Regions from separate parts of the Homo sapiens genome. Here region 1 is linked to region 2. The links are chromatin contacts, found by Hi-C in ENCODE. All regions are on one chromosome and are shown on one strand. Each heading gives the region's core, a stretch centred on a gene start or an enhancer-like site at or near the end of the contact. The rest is flanking DNA. Distances are from core to core; before and after follow the strand shown. Region 1 overlaps SH3BP5 (SH3 domain binding protein 5). Region 2 overlaps BTD (biotinidase).

What was found. Hi-C counts contacts between places; a loop is a spot of excess contacts on that map. Pooled maps may share reads with other maps.
Region 1: a loop to region 2 is called in a map of endothelial cell of umbilical vein, with 2.3 times the contacts of the local background. The contact joins two enhancer-like sites. A Hi-C loop is called at or near these places in 1 of 168 maps with a recorded cell type or tissue (endothelial cell of umbilical vein), 1 of 37 single-sample maps with no recorded cell type and 3 of 50 pooled maps.

Annotation. Positions count from the first base shown.
Region 1 is chr3:15,290,895-15,294,517 of GRCh38, forward strand. The region is part of intron 3 of SH3BP5 (SH3 domain binding protein 5); the gene reads right to left. Among named protein-coding and RNA genes, the nearest start is that of SH3BP5-AS1, 39 kb to the left of the region's middle. Within about 2 kb of position 2,042, at least 29 of the 41 ENCODE cell types and tissues checked have a DNase peak (open chromatin) inside an H3K27ac peak, as active enhancers do; they include endothelial cell of umbilical vein, where a contact is called at or near this core.
Region 2 is chr3:15,634,466-15,637,656 of GRCh38, forward strand. It overlaps BTD (biotinidase), which reads left to right. Exons shown (of 4, transcript NM_001370658.1): 2 at 959-1,223. The coding sequence starts at 975. Among named protein-coding and RNA genes, the nearest start is that of BTD, 34 kb to the left of the region's middle. Within about 2 kb of position 1,691, at least 25 of the 41 ENCODE cell types and tissues checked have a DNase peak (open chromatin) inside an H3K27ac peak, as active enhancers do; they include endothelial cell of umbilical vein, where a contact is called at or near this core.

The DNA of each region.
Region 1 (3,623 bases), core at 792-3,291, 340 kb before region 2:
AGGGGAAAGAACTGGTGGGAGGCAGAAACAGGAAGTGGCTGGAGAAGACAGGGGAAGACACAGCTGAGGAACCCACATTCCAGAAGATTCTTCAGAAGAGACCCAGTTGATGTGGCCTCCCATGAAGCCCTTCGGAATTCTACCGGGAGCTGACCAGCTCTCAGCAAAACCAAGCTAGTGAGGGTTGGGGTGGACAGAAAAAAATACTAGACCCAGCTCCTTATCTTAGAAACTCAATTTCGTCCCAGAAACACCAGGCTTGGGAGTAGCTAGAACAGCAGCATGAGCATTCGCATGCTTTTTAGTATCACTCAACTCTCCTGTCTGTGTTCACTTGTGCCCACTCAAGGCTACAGGCTAAGGAATGACAAAGTGGGAGCCAGGGTTCCTCCACAGCTCCACATGCTGTGGATTCAGGAACCCCAAGACAGGGCAGCTGACCCCAAAACTACTTTCTCTCTCTGGCTGATCAACACTACAAATTCCCTTTTGGTAGGGCTGCCAGATTTAGCAAATAAAAATATAGGCCTTCCAGTTAAATCTGAATTTCAGGTAAACAATTTTTTTAGCTTATGTACCAAATATGGCATAGAACAAATTTATACCTAAAAAAAAAAATCTGAAATTTAACTGGGTGTTCTGTATTCCCATGTTCTATCCGCCAATCTTACTTCTGGCTTAAACTCCACAAGGACATCCCACTGGGTAGAAATGAAAAGTCTACCTACAGCCTGCACTTCTAAGCATTTCCCACTTAGTGTAAAGGGTGTAGTTCTGTCTCTCACATGTGCAGAGGTTCCCACAGCATGATGAACCCTGAGTTGGGAATATGCAGTCCCACCAGGTTGGAAGCAGGGTATTCCAAGCTATGGGAATGTTTGTAAGTCAGAACCACTTGAAGCCCCAGAGACCATAAATCTCTAAGTCTTATCAGTCATTTACTTCTCAGCATGAATAATTTCATCAGATTCTTCAGGGTAGATTTTCATAGAAGTCACAACTGGAAGGGCTGGGGAAGAAGTAGAAAAGAAAGGAAGGAAAGCAGGGGCATCCTCTGAGTCAGGAAAGGAACAGAAGGTGCACCAAGAGTGCACAGCCGGGGCCCAAACCTCGTCACCAGGCAACATAAAAAGGCCAGCCTGTGTCGACAAAACTCGTAGCAGAAACACAACCTATGCTCTGATTTCCTTTCACTGAAAAATTAATCACTCTGCCACTCTTGCCAGGGAATGCCTGTGGTTTACAGAGGGGAAGGGGCTATCCATGTCCATGCAATCACTTTACTGAAAGCAGAGTACAGTTGAGAAGAAGGAAGGAAACATCTGAAGAGCATCATGGTTTCAGGGAACCAAACTCCACACCCTGTTTCCCCTCTAACCACTATGCTGTGGTGACAAACCACACCTGTTAGCTTCACAGAGAACACTGCCTGCCCAGCAGCACCAAGGGGGGCTCAGCCATGCCTCTGTGAATAGCAAAGGAGATAAGAAAAAGGGAGTTGCCCATGACAAACCTCCCAACTAACAAGGTGATGGAGGGCAGCTCCTCCAGCCCAGTGCTTCCTGGCTAAGACCTGCCTGCAACCAGTCCCCCACGCGGACTTCCTGCCACCTGCCAGACAGAATGGGGTTGAATGCAAATGGTTCATGGCATCACCAGAAAAGAAAACCTAAGCCAGGCGCGGTGGCTCATGCCTGTAATCCCAGCACTTTGGGAGGCCAAGGTGGGTGGATCACCTGAGGTCAAGAGTTTGAGACCAGCCTGACCAACATGGAGAAACCCCATCTCTACTAAAAATACAAAATTAGCTGGGCGTGGTGGCGCATGCCTGTAATCGCAGCTACTCGGGAGGCTGAAGCAGGAGAATTGCTTGAATCCGGGAGGCGGAGGTTGTGGTGAGCCGAGATCACACCATTGCACCCCAGCCTGGGCAACAAAAGCGAAATTCCATCTAAAAAGAAAAAAGAAAAGAAAACCTCAAGATCAGCAACACTCTCCCTGCTCCAGCCCCAGACGCCCGAGGCAGAGCCAGCCAAGCAGGAGGTGCAACCCTTCTGGCAGAAGCCCAAAAATCTACTTGTGTGTGTCAGGAGCCTTTGACCTGGGTCAAAAGCTGCAACACATCTCCTTCCTGACCCCATCCTAATTCAAGATTCCAAGTTTCCAAAGTGCAGCTGCTTCTTTCCCAGAATCTTCAGCCAAGACTGTCAGGCAGGATGTGATCTTTCAGGCGAAGGAGAGTTAAGAGTCCATGCTCAGTTCTTGCCATAAATCTCCAGGAACTCTGCTTTGAGACAGATGCCCTGTCATTCCACTACGTGCCCTTACTTTGGGCAGCAGGAATGACGCAGTTCCCAGGAACTGGCCTGTGGCCACCCAGGGGGAATGTGACCAGGGCCACAGGGAAGAACGTCACTGAGCCAGACCTCCTCACCCAAAGTCCCGTGGCAAGAACTGCCCCCAGGCAGGCAAGTGGCTCTGCAGAGATAAAGTGACGGGGAAGAAGGAAGGCATGACAAAGCCACACTGAAGTCCTAGCAGGAACAGGGCACCATGAGGGGAAAGTTCCCAAGGACTCCAGATTCTTGGAACAAGAGCTTCTCGGAACAAGAGCTTCTCAGTTACCCTAGCCAAGAAGAGGCAGGGGTGTGCAGGGAAATAACTGCACCAATGAGCTCAAAAACTGCCTTTAGTCCTAAAAGCCCATTCTCCTCAGATGTGCCAGAGTGTCTTTCAGATTTGCAAATAGTCATAAATGCCTCCTATGTGCCAGGCACCAGCCAGAACCAGGTAGACTTGGTTTAAACCTTCACTCCTGTCCTCGCAAGGTCTGTGATGTTAAAGTCCCCAAGCCTCAGTGATTATTCCCCCTCAGTATGATGAAAATAATATCGTCTTGCAGGCCGGACGCAGTGGCTCACACCTGTAATCCCAGCACTTTGGGAGGCCGAGGCAGGCGGATCATCTGAGGTCAGGAGTTAGAGACCAGCCTGGCCAACATGACGAAATCCTGTCTCTACTAAAAATACAAAAATTAGCCTGGTGTGGTGGTGTGCACCTGTAGTCTCAGCTACTCGGGAGGCTGAGACAGAAGAATCGCTTCAACCTGGGAGGCAGAGGTTGCAGTGAGCCGAGATTACGCCACTGCACTCCAGCCTGGGCGATAGAGCAAGTCTCCATCTCAAAAAAAAAAAAAAAAAAGAAAAGAAACAAGAAAAAGAAAAGAGTACCACTTTGCAAAAAGTACTCGCTGTAAGGATTAAATGAGATAATGTACATAAAAGACCTATGACCACAAACCCAGGCCCCTAGCACAGCCTCAACAAATCAGGGCTGCAGATAGCCCCTTAAGAGAACACAGACTCTAAGCCCCAGTTTCTTCTTCTGCAAAAGTAAGTGTGTGTGTGTGTGTGTGTGTGTGTGTGTGTGTGTGTGTGCGCGCGCATGTTTACGTAACTCCCCCTCATGCATGTAAAACACTTAGAAAGTGCCTGGTATACAAAGAGTGTTGAAATTACTCTTCTTCCTCCTCCCTTCCATCCTCCTTTCTTCCTCCCTTCCATCCAGTAAACTGTCACCGCCATACCACTGACTCCCATTTTCCCTGCATTCTGGATAGATAA
Region 2 (3,191 bases), core at 441-2,940:
ACTATTTACTCTAAAACAGTAATGCACACTGTTTAGAAAGAAACATTCCTATTCTGGGAGGAAGGAGGAGACACACAGAAGTATCATTTATTTCTAGTCTTTTCTGGTAGAAGCTATGAAGCTGAGTTTACTCTCTGGAAATTTGTAGTTTATTTTCTAGAAAATTGCATTTTATCACTGCAAAAAGGATTTTATTTCCAAATGAGTAGGCTTTTGAGCAAGAGTTTTGGAGTCACAGAGATGGGGTTAAGAAAGTGATAATGTGCAATGGCGATTCTCAAGTTCAAGGAGAAAAAATAACATGCTTTTATTGGGATACTTTGCTTGTCTATAAAAGAAAGTAGCTATTGGCATTTATGTAGAAGTCAGCAGTTTCTTGGCACCAAATAAATAATTTTGTGCTGAATAAAGGGAGAGTTATCCATAGTATTTATTACTAACCAAAGAAATGCAGGGAGAATTGTAATTCATTAGGTTTTGATGGCCAGGAAAGCCAAGCTGTGTTATTAGGGTCATGACAATCACAGACATTACGGATGGCTGACCTGTAGTATGGATAGAGGGCAGAGGGTAGAGTGTGAAATATATCACAGAATTATGTCAAATAATCTGGATAGTTACTACTGCTTAAAATCTAAGTGCACAGCTAGAAAAGTGGGTAGTGACGCACTACAGTCTTGCTGAACACTGGGTAAGAAAATCATAGCAAACGTTGAGTCTGTTTTGGAAATGTTCTAAAACCAGACTATTAACACAGTGAGCCATTTTAAATGTGGCTTGCTACGTGTTTGGAGAGAAACACATACTCTTTTATTAGGAACATGAAACAAACTCTTTGAGCCGCAGTATCACTGCGAGTGAGTTTAATTGCTGGGATTAATAAATCACAGCTGCAAACGTTAAATTCTTGGCAGGATTCTTTATTCAGCTGTTTTCCCCTTGCCCCATTACATTCCAGATTTGTGGTCTGCATTATGTCTGGAGCCAGAAGTAAGCTTGCTCTTTTCCTCTGCGGCTGTTACGTGGTTGCCCTGGGAGCCCACACCGGGGAGGAGAGCGTGGCTGACCATCACGAGGCTGAATATTATGTGGCTGCCGTGTATGAGCATCCATCCATCCTGAGTCTGAACCCTCTGGCTCTCATCAGCCGCCAAGAGGCCTTGGAGCTCATGAACCAGAACCTTGACATCTATGAACAGCAAGTGATGACTGCAGCCCAAAAGGCAAGAATGCTCCTCGGAACCTGAGTTTCTCTCATACAGAGCAGATTGCTCTTTACCCCTTGATCAGTGGTTGGGTAATCCCAGGCTTCCTACCACCCTCTGAAAAAGCATCCAGGTAGTTAACCTGAGTTGAGTTAGTCAGTTGAATTAGGAGCCTTACCCCTCAGAGAGTGGTCCGTGGACCGGCATCCCCTGGGAGCTTGTTAGAAATACAAAATCTTGGGCGGCACCCCAGACCTACTGAATCAGAATGTGCATTGCAGCAGGATCCCCAGGTGATGCTTTCACATGGCAAGTATGAGAAGCCCAGGACTAGATCCCCAGTTCTCAAGTGTGGTTGTACATAAGAATCACGAGGTAAGTGGTAAACACTATGGCTGCCCGGGTCCTGGAGAGTCCGTTGTAATTGGTGTGGAAGGGGTGTGGACTGGCACTGGGATTGTTTTAAGGCTCCCCAGTGCAGTCTAATGTGCAGAAAAATTTGAAGATGACTGGGCGTGATGACCTCTCTGAGTCATTCGAAGCTTCACTGAAGTAGTAAGCATCTGCAAGAATGCCGTTTGCTCCCTTCAGACTGTTTGAGGCTCGTTTCCGGTCTCTATGTCGGACTACGATCAGTCTGAGACCTTCGCCCAGATAGAACTGACCCCAAACTGACAAAGGGAAGGTCAGTGCCAGCCTTTGTGAAGGCTTCCTGGTTGGCCTGAATTTCCTGCTCCCTTCAGGAAGGGTGGGGACAAAGGAGAGGCCCCCCTGGGGGCAAAGAGGGAAATATCAGAGGTTGCCTAAGAAAATGCCCTGCTGGAAAACACAAACCCGAAGGGAAGTTTGGGCTGTAACTCTGGTGGCAGGGTGACCAAGCGCAGCTGCTTGAGGAAGCCCTGCTGTGCCTCAACAGGATGTAAACTCATTGTGAGCAACACTTTCCTGCTCTCTGTGAACTTAAAGGGCAGAACCAGCAGGTCCTGCCCCAAACAGTCCCTGCCTTAGAGCAGGGTGGTCGGGATGGCCTGGACAGCCACAGCAATTAAAAAATTGCAACATTTTAAAATTTTAGTCTATAATATATATACAAAGGCTATGTGTATGGGGTGGGGGGGTGTTTGGGGGCAGGGGGTGTGTATGTGTGTATAACATGATGTTGAAAGGGAACTTGAAGACTTGGTCCAGCTTCTTTTTTTTCAACCAAGACAACTTTTGCAAGGGTGACACTTTTCTTTAGTCCCAACCTGACATACGGTTTCTCCTTGAACACCTTCAGTGGCTCAGACTCACAGGTCCGTTTGTTCCAATGGTGGGAACTTCTGAACAGGTCTTCCTTTCAATGAGCAGCAGTCAGCCTCCCCGTAACTGCCACCACGATTCTATCGTCAGAGCTAAAGGGAGCAGGACCGTGTCCCTTATCACGGCATGCCATCTTCTCCACCTTTGAGGACAGCTGTCATGATCCCCCTGGCATCTGTCCCCCAGGCTGTATCCTCAGTCCCTTCCACAGTTCCTTAGGAGACTCAGTTTCCAAACCTTCTACTGAAGACTTCCATGTTTTCTCTGTGCTCAGAACTGTATGCAGCTATCCCGATTCTGTCTAATAAGGGCAGGGTAGAGAACTCTCACCTGTCGCATTCTAGATGTTGTCCCCAGAAAACTGCTGGCAGCCACATGTCTCATTATGGGTGTATAAGGCACTTGCTGTCAACTAAAACACCTTTTCACATGAGCAGACACACATGCTGCCATTGCCATCCTGTACTTATAAATTATAAAGGTGATTGATTTAAGCTGAGGGCAAGACTTCACATTTATGCTGTTAAATTTCATCATTCCAGCCTGTTGGGCTATTTAGGGATCTTTACTGACATCCCAAGTATCAGTTACCTTTACGTCATTCACACATATGATACACACCTCATTTATGTCTATGCTGAAGTCAGTGTAAAAAAACCCCAGGCTGTGCCCTCAGACCTCCTG